2 separate regions of the Mus musculus genome follow, and region 2 is linked to region 1. The links are chromatin loops, found by intact Hi-C in ENCODE. Cell type or tissue: heart. All regions are shown on one strand. Each heading gives the region's core, and the rest is flanking DNA. Links, peaks and the distances in the headings are about the cores only. Region 1 holds the start of Pex14 (peroxisomal biogenesis factor 14). Region 2 holds the start of Pgd (phosphogluconate dehydrogenase).

Region 1 (6,208 bases), core at 1,795-4,294:
ATAGAACATTAATTTTCAGTCTTGCCAAAAATGCAATGTCCCATCAGAGAAAAACTTTAAAATATTTATTTTATTTTTTGTATTAAATTGTATTAAATTTATTTATTTATTGTATAAATGTTTTGTTTGCATATATCTCTGTGCACTACATACACATTTGCCCGGTACCTGCTGCTGAGATCAAAAGAAGACATGCCCTGGCCCTGGGGTCCTGGAAAGTTGTGAGCCACTATGTGGGTGGTGGGGACCAGACCCAGGCTTTTCTGCAAGAGCAGTGAGTGCTCTTAACTGATGAGCCGTCTACCAGCCAGCTCTCCTGAACTACGCAAAAAGGTTGCTAAATAGCAATAACAGGAGGGCATTGCTGTAGACCAGGGAGTTGTTTTAGACACCAACAAATTGAGCTAAAAATAAAAATACAGACTGGGGGTAGCTAAATGCCAGAACACAAGCCAGCCTGAACAAGACTTTAAGTTTGATTCCTAGGACTGTGGGCAAAAGACATTCATGTGAAGATTTCACATGACTGAAATAAAAATAAACTTTATCTCGACTTCCCAGGGATCAAGATTAGAGGGATAGGCAGATTTCTCAAACAGGCTCACTCTGCTTGGCATGATCATGCCTTAATTCTTACACAAAAAGGTAACCGGAAATGATGTTGACCAACCGGTTATTTTTCTCTTGTTATATCGCCTTGTCTTTGGTTTATAAGAAAGTAACTTTGAAATGAAAAAGAATCCTCTTTCTTTTTTTGTACTTCTGGCTATAAGATCAACCTTTTCTGTTCTGCTCAGTGGGAACACTCAACAGTATCTTATAGAATGGAGCGGTGCCTGGTTACAGAATTGAAAATAAATAGAAATGGGAATTAAGAAAATGTGTCTCTTGGCAAGAAAGAATGATAAGATCGCAAGTCAGAAAGTAAAGGGAACCATGAATCACAGAGCTGATTCATTACTGCCTGGCAATATATTCATCCCTCCTGGCTGTGATACAAGTCTGGTTTGTTGTTGTTGTTGTTGTTTTATTGCTCCAGTGTTTAACATGAAAAGAATTGGCACTGGGGGTGTGGGTCATTGGTAGAGCATTTGCTTAGCACACAAGGACTAGCATCATATACATACAAAATAGTGATGTTGGTGGTGGTCGGGTGGTGATATTAAGGTTAAAGAGCAGGGCATACTGGTACACTTATAATCCCAGAACTCTGGAGGCAGAAGCAGGGGATCTTGAATTTGAGCCAGCTTGGACTACACAGTGAGACTCTGTCTCAAAAACCTAAAGCAACACATCTAACAATTCAGCTACCATAATGATGGTTCACAGACTGCTCCTCTCTCCTCAAATGTCCCCAGTTCTCAAAGTCTGGGTGTTCCAGTCTTCTGCCTGTATAAATTTTTTTTTTTAATTTAAAAAACAAACCAACCAACCAACGGGAACCTTACATAGTCTAGATTGGCCTTGAACTCAGCATATAGCCCATGTGCTGTGGTCACAGTTGTGCACCACTGTACCACGTAGTCATTGTGCTGGAGCCCAGGTTTTATGCATGTGTTACCAACTAAGCTATATCCCCATCTTGAGATGTCAGTTCTAATACAGAGGAGAGGCAGCCTGAGAAAGCACTATTGTGCACATGGATTTCTTATTTATTTATTTGTGGTTGCTGGGATTTGAACTCAGGACCTCTGGAAGAGCAGTCAGTGCTCTTAACCACTGAACCATCTCTCCAGCCCCAACACATGGGTTTCTTAAGACAGAGCTGCAGAACGCATGGTGGCGATCGCCTTTAATCCCAGCACTTGGGAGGCAGAGGCAGGCAAATTTTCGAGGCTAGCCTGGTCTACAGAGTGAGTTCCAGGACAGCCAAGGCTACGACAGAGTTTTGAAAAACCAAAAAAAAAAAAAAAAAAAAAAAAAGAAAAAGAGAGAGAGAGAGCGAGCTGCAGAGTGTTGTTGGAGTTTATGAACGCTTCTGAGAAACAGTAGGTACTTAACGAATACTAGTGTACCGAATGGCTACACTATTTTTTTTTTTTGGCTTTTTTTTTTTTTTTTTTTTTTTTTTCCGAGACAGGGTTTCTCTGTTGTAGCCTTGTCTGTCCTGGAACTCTCTCTATAGACCAGGCTGGCCTCGAACTCAGAAATCCGCCTGCTTCTGCCTCCCAAGTGCTGGGATTAAAGGCGTGCATCACCAGTGCCCGGTCGAATGGCTAAATTTTAACTTACATTTTCATGTGTTTATTAAATAAGTAGTCCCTAAATGTGCCCACGATGTTATGAGAATAGGGAGAGATTTACTTCAAGAATAAAAATGTGTGGCGCACGCCTGTTATCTCAGCACCTCGAGGTGGAGGCAGGAGGATCAGAAGTTCATCTAGGGCTACATAGAAAGTTTGAGGCTACTTTGAATTACGTGAGGCCTTGTCTAGAAAACAAAAACAAACAAGTCTAAACATACAAACATGTAAATTTATTTTAAAAAGAGGGTGAACCTGGTGGGTGATGTGGGGAGAGTAGGGGGAGAAAATTAGGAGTAGATGTGCCTAAACCACAGCGTTTATACATCAACAATGTAAAACAACAACAACAAGAGATATTCTATTTTTTTAAAAAGAATTTGAACTATGGATTTTCCTGTAAACTGCAAGATAACCGGGACACCAGTCTCACTCAATCCTTTTTGCCGGGAACCCGCCCCCATCGACATGCTCGGGACCTTCTACTTTGGTCTAGTCGGGAGAACTAGTGCAAGCGCTCTTGGGAGAAACTTGGGCCAGCGGCGGTCGACTAGTCAGGCCTGAGGAAGATGGCGTCGTCGGAGCAGGCAGAGCAGCCGAACCAGGTGAGGGGAGTGGGACTGCCCCGTCGCGACTGTCAGGGGTCGCGGCTGGGGCGCCGCTGGGCGCGCGGCAGGCAGTGGGGCGGCGACCCTGACGCCTTGAAGCGGAGGACCCCCGATTTAGTGTTTTCTCTGGGCCCCGCCCCTCTCCGGTCCTCCCGGCCCGGCTCCTCCCCCGGTGACCCCGCTCTCACCACAGTCCCGGGTCGGGGTCTCGACCGGGTCTCAGGCCCTGGCTTCCCGCTCGGCGACCCCTCGGAGCCCTCTGGGCTTGGTCAGGAAGGGTGGCGGGCTCCGGTTAGGTCCTCAGCACACAGCTGCAGGGCCCTGCTGGAGGAGAGAGAGGTGGGGAAGGCTCGTTGGTACCCGGCTGTCCCCTGTCGGGAGGGGCCTGGCGACTCCCGCTCCCACGGCCTCAGCCCCCAAAGTGCCAGCATCTGGGGCTTCATTCACCATGGGGCTTTCTTTCCTTTTCAAGTTGGGGCGCCGCTCTGAGGACTCCTTCCCTCCCAGTGCGTTAGTAGAAAGGGGACGTACTTTAAATAACAGACGCCACTGAGCTTTAGCTGAGGATCCAACCCTCGCTTGGCTGGGTTTGGTTGTCTTAGCCAAGGACTCCCCTCCGAGTTCTTCACCTGCAGATTTAACCAAATCCCGCTTCGCTTGTGGGACAGTGAGGGCCACTGTTGATGCTTGGGCTGCCTGGAAGTCGTGCTGATATGGCCTCGGAAGGGGTTTCTAAGCCAAAGGCGGAGTGGGATGTGGAGAGGGTTTTACCACCAGTGTGCTGGCAGGCAGAGGGCAAGTTATGTTTACTTTTGATTTTTTGTTTATTTTTGTGTACATGTGCGCAGCATGGTGCTGGTGGGAGGCAGAGGACAACTTTGCCGGAAACGGTTCCCCCCTCCGTCCGCCATGTGGATCTCAGATGGAACTCAGGTCCTCAGGCTTAGCAGCAACGCCTTTTGCCTGCTCAGCCTTCTCTTTGGCCCCAGGGCAGTGCTGCTTATCTTAAGTCTCTCTTCTCTTAGTAAAGTGCAGAAGTGGGTAGCAAGGTTTTGTAGCGAGCCCTAAATCACGTGCACCGCCGGGCCTTGATTTCAGCTCCCGAAGAAGTGTCTCTGCTCTCTGGCTATCTTATGTTTCAATGTGATTAGGATAGACCTAGGAGGAGCAATATTTTTAGCCTGGGAAGCTCATCATTCATTTGTCAACATCTTGAAGCACCTTAAAGAGTTTTAAACCACTTACAGATATTTCCCTTCCTTCCTAGGCAGAGGACTACTACTTAGAGTCTTACTGCCTTTCTACTTGTGATAAGTCGATTAGGGGGAATCACACTTAAAGGCGCTGGACACTCAGATCAGCCTCTGTTAGTGGTGTGAGTGATTCAGGAGGAATGTGTGTGCTGTAAGGCATGGGAAACAATTAGGACCAACTCTGGACTCTGCAGTGTCTGAAAGAGGGACCTTCCTTTCTTGTGGTATCCCACCTCGCATGCTAAACTGCAGCGAGCCTCAGGGTCTGAATTTTTTTCAAACCTCTGTAGGGATTGAACTGTGTCCACAGTTTCTGGAGGTCCAAGGTCTTTCAGGGTTTGGCCACCTTTGTGTGGGTTGAGCCTGTTTCTCCTTTGCCCTCCTTTCCAGAGCTGACAGATGACATTGCGTCAGAATGTGCTGGAAGCCTGAGGAAAAAGTTGTCCTGTCCTGTCACTATCTAACAATACACTGCAAATACACACTTAAAAAATATGTTATGAATGGGGCTGGAGAGATGGCTCAGTGGCTAAGAGTATTGGCACTGGCTGCTCTCCCAGAGGTCCTGAGTTCAGTTCCCGTGAGCCACATGGTGGCTCACAGCCATCTGTAATGGGATCCGATGAACTCTTCTGGTGTGTGTCTGAAAACAGTGACACTGTACTCATATAAATAAAAATAAATAAATCTATCTACCTACCTATATATGTGTATGTATAATATCTCCCTGTGTAGCCCTGCCTCAGCCTCCTGGATGCTGAGATTACAGACATGCAACTCAGGTCCACTGAGTTCTAGGTTTTTTTTTTGTTTTGTTTTGTTTTGGTTTTTCAAGACAGGGTTTCTCTGTATAGCCCTGGCTGTCCTGGAACTCACTCTGTAGACCAGGCTGGCCTCGAACTCAGAAATGCCAGCCTCTGCCTCCCAAGTGCTGGGGTTAAAGGTTTGCGCCACCACTCTTGGCTGAAGAGGGCTTCTTGACACACACACACACACACACACACACACACACACACACACACACACACATCCCTGTGGAATCAGAGTTACAGACTTGGTGAAACCCATGCAGAGGCTGGGAAGCAAGCCTGAGGCCTTGGAAGAGGAACCGGTGCTCTTAAGTGCTCTTTGTGTGTGAGGCAGCCTCTCTCTCGGAACCCGGAGTTCATGGATTTGGCTAGACTGGCCGGCCAGTGAGGCCCAGCAGGCCTCCTATCTTTGCCTCTCCAGTGCTGGGATTACAGGCATGTGTCTCTGCTCGAGTTTTATGTCGGTTCTAGGGGTTGAAGTCGGGTCCTCATGTTTATGCAGGACTTACCTCCTGATCCATCTCTCCAGTCACCATAAATCTACTTACAATGTTTTTCTTTCTTTCTTTCTTTCTTTCTTTCTCTCTTTCTTTCTTTCTTTCTTTCTTTCTTTCTTTCTTTCTTTCTTTCTTTCTTTCTTTCTTTCTTTCTTTCCTTCCTTCCTTCCTTCCTTCCTTCCTTCCTTCCTTCCTTCCTTCCTTCCTTCCTTTCTTTTTCTCTTTCTTTCTCTCTCTTTCTCTTTCTCTTTTTCTCCCTTCCTTCCTTCCTTCCTTCCTTCCTTCCTTCCTTCCTTCCTTCCTTCCTTCCTTCCTTCCTTCTTCTCTCAGCAAGAGGCACCTGTGAACTTTAATTAACTCTAAATAGACAACATATCTCCCATAATTATAATATAGAAATGTCTATGAACAAAAAATAGATATTTTTGTAGGTGGGCAGGGATTTTCTAAAATACTGCTGAGTGAAGTGCACTCCATGTTTTAAGCGTGAGGAATCAGCTGTCAGCACTTGGGGACAGAGGTGACTGTCCGAAGGCCGCGCGTGCCCTTGATCTCTTCTTTTAGTGCCTGATTGACCATCTGGTGCTGCTGGACAGTCCTCTTTAAATTTTTCTGATTCGATTTTAACTTCATACATTGCCCCGCAGCCTCCTGAGATGTCTGTGACTTGAATAGCTGTGGCTCGAGGAAACTTCTTTGAGAACCTGGGTCACTTTGAGCTCCCTCTCCATCTGGGAGGCAAACATTTGCTGTACACAGTACCACAGAGGGAGTCCGCGGCTCCCAAGTAGCAGAGGC
Region 2 (6,208 bases), core at 2,327-4,826, 67 kb before region 1:
GGCAGGAGCCACAGTCACAGCCTAAGAACAACTGTGAGCTCGTGGGAGGCTATTGTTTGCCCTCTGTCAAGCCGTCTCCAAGATTTTCTGAGCCATGGTTTATCCTTATTTGCTGTAAGGCTAACATGCCAAGTCCAGCCTGTAAGAAAGAAAGGCCTGTGGCGGCATCACCAGGGCGCATGGCCCATTGGACTTAAGAAGGAGGCTTAAGAGCTGGGTGTTGGGCTGGTGAGATGGCTCAGTGGGTTAGAGCACCCGACTGCTCTTCCGAAGGTCCAGAGTTCAAATCCCAGCAACCACATGGTGGCTCACAACCATCCGTAACAAGATCTGACTCCCTCTTCTGGAGTGTCTGAAGACAGCTACAGTGTACTTACATATAATAAATAAATAAATCTTTAAAAAAAAAAAAAAAAAAAAAAAAAAAGAGCTGGGTGTTGTGGCACAAGTTTGTAACTCCAGGAGGTGGAGGTGGAAATTGCAAATCTGAGGCCAGCCTGAGCTATACAGTAAGATGCTGCCTAAAAAACAAACAAACAAACAACAAAACAAAAATCAGGAACTATGGCTGAAGAGATGGTTCTGCGGCCAGGAATACATTCTACTCTCTCATAGGACAGGAGTTTGGATCCCAGCAGCCCTGTTAGGCAGCTCACAACAGCCCACAACTCCAGCACCTTCTGGTTTTCTCAGGAGCCTGCACCACTTGCCTGTACACATACACAGAAATAAACAAAACCAAAATCACGGCAGCTAAGGCCAGGGCCGGTGACATACCTCAGTGGGTAAAGCTGCCAAACCTGGTGACCTGAGTTTGATCCCCAGTGCAACATGGTAGGGAACATGGCTCTGGCTCCTGCAAGTCAGACTACCAAATACAGGCAAGCACACAAAATAAGCCAATCGGGAGGGGGCACGGGACAATAATAACGACAGTAATTACATAGCCTTTGCATGACCCTGGATTGGGGAGGCCTCAACTGTAGACTTACAGTGCTAAGACCGGAGCGGATTCTGTAAAAACATAAAGCTGAACTTGATGGTACATGTCTGCTGTCTCAGCACTGGGAAAGCTGAGGCAGGAGGACTGCTGCCACCCTAGGCTACAAAGTAAGACCTAGTCTCAAAAAAATGAAAATACTCTGTGATAGCTATACCTGGTTGTCCATTTGACCACATCTGGAATGAACTACAATCCAGAAATGGAGGGCACACCTGTGATTCAGTTCTTCAGGCTGAAAGACACAGGCTTTTGATTTAGATCTTGAGGCACAGTGGCCATGAAAAGCTTAGGCCCTAGCCGGGTGTGGTGGTACACACCTTTAATCCCAGCACTTGGGAGGCAGAGGCAGGTAGATTTCTGAGTTCCGGGCCAGCCTGGTCTACAGAGTGAGTTCCAGGACAGCCAGGGCTACACAGAGAAACCCTGTCTCGAAAAACCAAAAAAAAAAAAAAAAAAAAAAAGAAAGAAAGAAAGAAAGAAAGAAAGAAAGAAAGAAAAGAAAGGTTAGGCCCAGGCAAGGAAGGTAAGTGTCTCCTTGTCTCCTTTAATCCCAGGAGACAGAGGCAAGCAAATCTCTGAGTTCAAGGCCAGTCTGGGGCAGAGCAAGTCCCAAATCCAGGCATGGTGGTAAACATAGCTTCTGCTGGAGACCTGCATAAGGACAATGGGAAAAGGGATGGTTCACTCTTCTTTGCCTGCTTGCTTTTACTTGCCAGCACAGGATTCAAGCTTATACAGAAGACCAGCTAAAATACCCAGCCTCGTGGGACTGAGCAACTACCAGATTCTTGGACTTCCCATCCATAGTTGCCCATTGTTGGGTTAGTTGGACTATAGACTGTAAGTCACTCCAATAATTTCCCTTAATATATAGAGACATTCCATAAGCTCTGTGACTCTAGAGAACCCTGACTAATATAGAAGTTCAAGATTCAACACCACAGCAAATTTAAAAACCACAGCCAAGGCTGTGGACTGAGATCTTGTCTTTTTTTTTTTTTTTTTTTTTCTGGTTTTTCTGGAAGCTCGTCCACCCCCGAGCCTTGTACCTGATAAGACAATGGGCTGACTCTTAAGACTCTTCCAGGAGCTCTTACCTAGTACTCCCTTGTTCCCACCCTTGTTTTGGAAATAATGGTCTAACCAGCTCAGAGTTGGGATAAATGTGTGTTGGTTATAGGGGGCTGGAGGAGTAGGGACATTAGGCATTTATCAGAAACAGATACAGACACAGAGAGAAACAGAAAGTCACTTAGGGCCAGGCAAGGGATATAGCTCAGTGGCAAAGCACTTGTCTAGAATGCTCAAAACCTACGATTTGATTCGTAGTACTGGAGTGAGGGAAAAAAATTCAAGAAGCTGGTGCAAGCCAGTCTTTTCATTTACCATCAAGCGTTATGTCTATGTGCTGTGTGCAAAACTTACAAAAGATAAAAGGAATTCATTGAAGGACATGATAGCCACTCCTAGAGAGAGAGTAGGCAATGGAAAGAACCTGAACCTAGCCAGGCGTGGTAGTACATGCCTTTAATCCCAGCACTCCGGAGGCAGAGGCAGGCGGATTTCTGAGTTCGAGGCTAGCCTGGTCTACTGAGTGAGTTCCAGGACAGGCAGGGCTACACAGAGAAAAAATCCCGCCCCCCGAAAAAAAAAAAAAAAAAAAAAAAAAAAAAGAAAAGAAAAAAGAAAGCAGCGCACCAACACCTGAGTCTGAATGGAAAAGTAAATTGAAACTAAAAGTGTCTGACCAGCGGGCGAAACAGCACCCCAGACCTCCAGCGCCGGAAACTGTAGTGGGGCTGAGGAAATGGTAGAGAAGAGTGCTTGTGTTCCGCTACAAGCACAAGGAAGAACTCACTTCCAGTCTTGCCTCCCCGAGTATCGGCCACGCACGAGGTACACGGACATACATGCAGGCAAACCAATACACAAAAAATAAATAATTATGAAACCACCCCCCCAAAACCCCTCAAGCCTCTCCTCCGCTTCGTTTTCTCTTTCTGTGCGAGTGGGCGCACGCGCCACTGCTGCACGTGGAGGTCAGATGCCAACTTTGCGGAGTGGGTTCCACTTCCACCCGCTTGGCTCTTTACTTGCTGACCGTCTCGTCTTAGTTTGCACCGCTGTTTCTTGACCTGCAAAAATGGTACACACTGAGGTTCCCACAGATAGGACAGACTTGACTCCTGCCTCAGAGTTGAGGGACAGTGAAGGGAAGCAGCAGCCATGGATCAAAAACGCCAGTGGGCTTGGTAAGGGCTGCACCAAGCCCTTAATGTCTTCTCTTTCACGCCGAGCTGCAGACCCGAGCTTCCGCACGAGCGGGAGGCATCGTGCAAGGTCCCGCTAGAACACTTAGAAGAAGCCCTTTAAACGCTCCTAGAACACTTAGAAGAAGCCCTTTAAACGCTCCTCTCCAGCTCGAGGTGCCATCGACTGCTCGGCGCTCTACAGATCTGGGCCCCGGGGGTGGGCGGGTCCGTTTGCCCTCAGGTGGTATAACAGGCGCCGCAGAGACCCAATAGCGTGGGGCATCGGCCCACCCCTGTCTTCTGATTGGCCAGCGTCTCTGTAAGCCTCTCGAGGCGCCGGGAGCCGGACTTCACTGTACTTGCCTCGGAGCGCTCGGTCCTTCGCGTTTCTTCCTCCTCGACTCTGCTTCGTCTGCCTCCGCCATGGCCCAGTGAGTGACCGACACGCGCAGTCGGGCCCGGGAGACTTCCGGGGCTGAGCGTGGTGATGGCGGGGCTCTGCTCAGTTGTCTCCCTGTTCTCCTCAGCCCCGGTGGTCGCCTGGGTCTCCTCGCGCAGCCCTGACCCCTGCACCTCAGGGTCCCCGCCATGGCCAGCGCAAGCTCCGCCACCCCTTCGTGGGAGCTTGCGGCTGCGACGGGCTCGCGGGGAAGGAAGGCCGCGCTGGGTCGGGGACGGCCCACGCCCCTTGTGCTGGCCAGGCCATAAGGAACGACGGGCAGGGCCAGGGGCAGGGCATGGGTGGCTTCGTGTGCCCGGACGCCCTTTAGAAGGAACTTCCATGGAACTGTGGGGTGCAGGGTGCGGTCGATCCTAGGTGCATGGTGTGAGCCGAGAAGGGTGCAGGCTGCCAGTCCTAATAAAAGCCACTAAGTAACACTAATATCCTTTCTTTGTGTTTGCTTTATTGTTTTTTTTTTTTTTTGTCATTTCAGAGCTGACATTGCACTGATCGGACTGGCTGTCATGGGCCAGAACTTAATTTTGAACATGAATGATCATGGATTTGTGGTAAGTAGTGAGGACACGTTGCCTTCCCGCTGAGAGCTGTGATTTGTTTTTCAGAGATCCCAAGGCATCACTCAGTAAGCACTGTTTGGTGTCTTTGTAGAAGAATTTCTGCTTTAGTCGTGCTCCCTCTGTAGTTAAGGGAAGAGCCTCCTTGGATAGAAATAAATATAAAAGCAGTGGTTCTCAACATTATGATTTATAACACTAGCAAATTACAGTTATTGCGTAGTTATGAAAATAGTTTTATGATTGGGGGTCATCACAACACGAGGGGCTATATTAAAGGGTCGCAGCGTTAGGAAGGTTGAAAACCATAGATGTAAAGGGACCCAGATCTTGGAAGCTGTAGCTAGGAAAACTTGGGGTACATGGAGATTGTTTTTCTTTGTAGACAGCAGCTTGTCTCACAGTGTTGTCACACTGGAGTCTCAGGGCCCTCTCATCTCAGCTTTCTGAGTCCAGGGTCAGAGGATCCTCCTGCCTGTGGGCTCTGAATGTTCTTTCTAAATAGTAGCATGGCTTAGACACCAGGATTACCAGGGACAAAGGACCCAGGTAGTAGTGACAGGCTCAACCTGATAAGCAACAAGTGGCAACCGCCTTTCCCTGGGCTCTCTGCTGTGACTGGACTTTGCAGAGATTGCCTAGCACTTAAAAAGAAAAGGCAGGTCAGCTCTCGCTAGACCTTGGACAGAGTAGACGTTTCTCTGTTGCTGCATCTACCACCCGAGGGTCATGTGTGTGCCAGATCCTCTGACAGGCCTTTTGTCCTTCCAGGTCTGTGCTTTCAATAGGACAGTCTCCAAAGTCGATGACTTCTTGGCCAACGAGGCGAAGGGCACCAAGGTGGTTGGTGCACAGTCCTTAAAGGACATGGTCTCCAAACTAAAGAAGCCCCGCCGGGTCATCCTGCTTGTGAAGGCCGGGCAAGCCGTGGATGATTTCATCGAGAAATTAGTAAGGCCAGCTCGGTTCTCGGATGCCGCCCGCAAATCCCTCTAACTGTCTCACTTCTGAGATGGTGGTCTTCAGTGTCTGAGTACAGACTGATGGGTTCTGATAAAGTGCTTGAGTGTTTCAGGCTTGGTTGCCTTGACAGGCACTTATGGAATAGTATTTTTGTTTTGTTTGTTCTTAGTTTTTCAAGACAGGGTTTCTCTGTATAGCCTAGGCCTTCCTGGAACTCACTTTGTAGACCAGGCGGCTCAGACTCATAGAGATCCCCCTGCCTCTGCTTCCTGAGTGCTGGGATTGAAGGTGCGTGCCATCACCGCCAAGTTGTGTTCTCTGTAGAGAGGGGTTTTTTGTTGTTTTTTTGTTTGTTTGTTTGTTTTTTCATTTTATTTTATATAAATGAATGTTTGCCTGAGTGTGTAACTGCACCACATACCTGAAGTGCCTGATGAGGCCAGAAGAAGAGAGTCAGACTCCTTGGAATTGGAGTTAGTGGGCAATTGTGAGCTGCTATGTGGATGCTAGGAATTGAACTCAGGTCCTCTGCAAGACCAGCCAGTGCTCTTAACCCTTGAGCTATCTCTCCAGCCCTTATTTAAAATATATATATATATATTTAGTATTTGTGTGGGGGTAAGCATGACACATTGGATGTGGAAGTCACGGGGACTTTTTTTGTCGGAGTTGGCCCTCTACCTCCACCGTGTGGTTTGTGGAAAGAACTCAGGTTGTCTGGCTTAATGGCAGGTGCCTTTGCCTGCCGAGCCTTCCCACTGGGCCAGGGTTTTATTTTATTATTATAGTGTGGGGTCATGGGAGCATGCAAGTGGGGGTCAGAGCACGACTCTGTGGAGTCAGTTCTCTTCAGTCTTTGCTTTGGCTCTCAAGCACCTCAGGCTTGGGCCATGGGCTTGTCCAACAGTGCTTTCCCCACTGAGCCAGTAGTGGCCCACAGGGAGCTATTCCTGGGTGGTCGTAATTCTAGGAC

What was found. A loop is a pair of places that touch in the nucleus more often than their neighbours do. Peaks named below come from ENCODE experiments on the same cell type or tissue, not always from the same donor. Only the 100,000 strongest peaks of a DNase experiment are listed, where the experiment ranks them.
Region 2: it touches region 1 in a loop (6-fold over the local background); 1 of 42 quality-filtered maps calls a loop at or near these places.

What each region holds. Positions count from the first base shown.
Region 1 is chr4:149,096,412-149,102,619 of GRCm38, reverse strand. Pex14 (peroxisomal biogenesis factor 14) reads left to right here and starts at 2,777. Exons shown (of 9, transcript NM_019781.3): 1 at 2,777-2,848. The coding sequence starts at 2,813. Gm46722 (a long non-coding RNA gene) reads right to left here and starts at 4,633. Exons shown (of 3, transcript XR_003955172.1): 1 at 3,481-4,633; 2 at 3,040-3,175; 3 at 2,842-2,943. It also overlaps the pseudogene Gm9506. In heart, for the core only: no CTCF peak of the experiment used is centred there; a DNase peak (open chromatin) is centred at 2,799; H3K4me3 peaks cover 2,058 bases; H3K27ac peaks cover 1,702 bases.
Region 2 is chr4:149,164,065-149,170,272 of GRCm38, reverse strand. It overlaps Pgd (phosphogluconate dehydrogenase), which reads left to right and starts at 3,568. Exons shown (of 13, transcript NM_001081274.2): 1 at 3,568-3,686; 2 at 4,191-4,266; 3 at 5,044-5,223. The coding sequence starts at 3,679. In heart, for the core only: no CTCF peak of the experiment used is centred there; a DNase peak (open chromatin) is centred at 3,542; H3K4me3 peaks cover 2,500 bases; H3K27ac peaks cover 1,548 bases.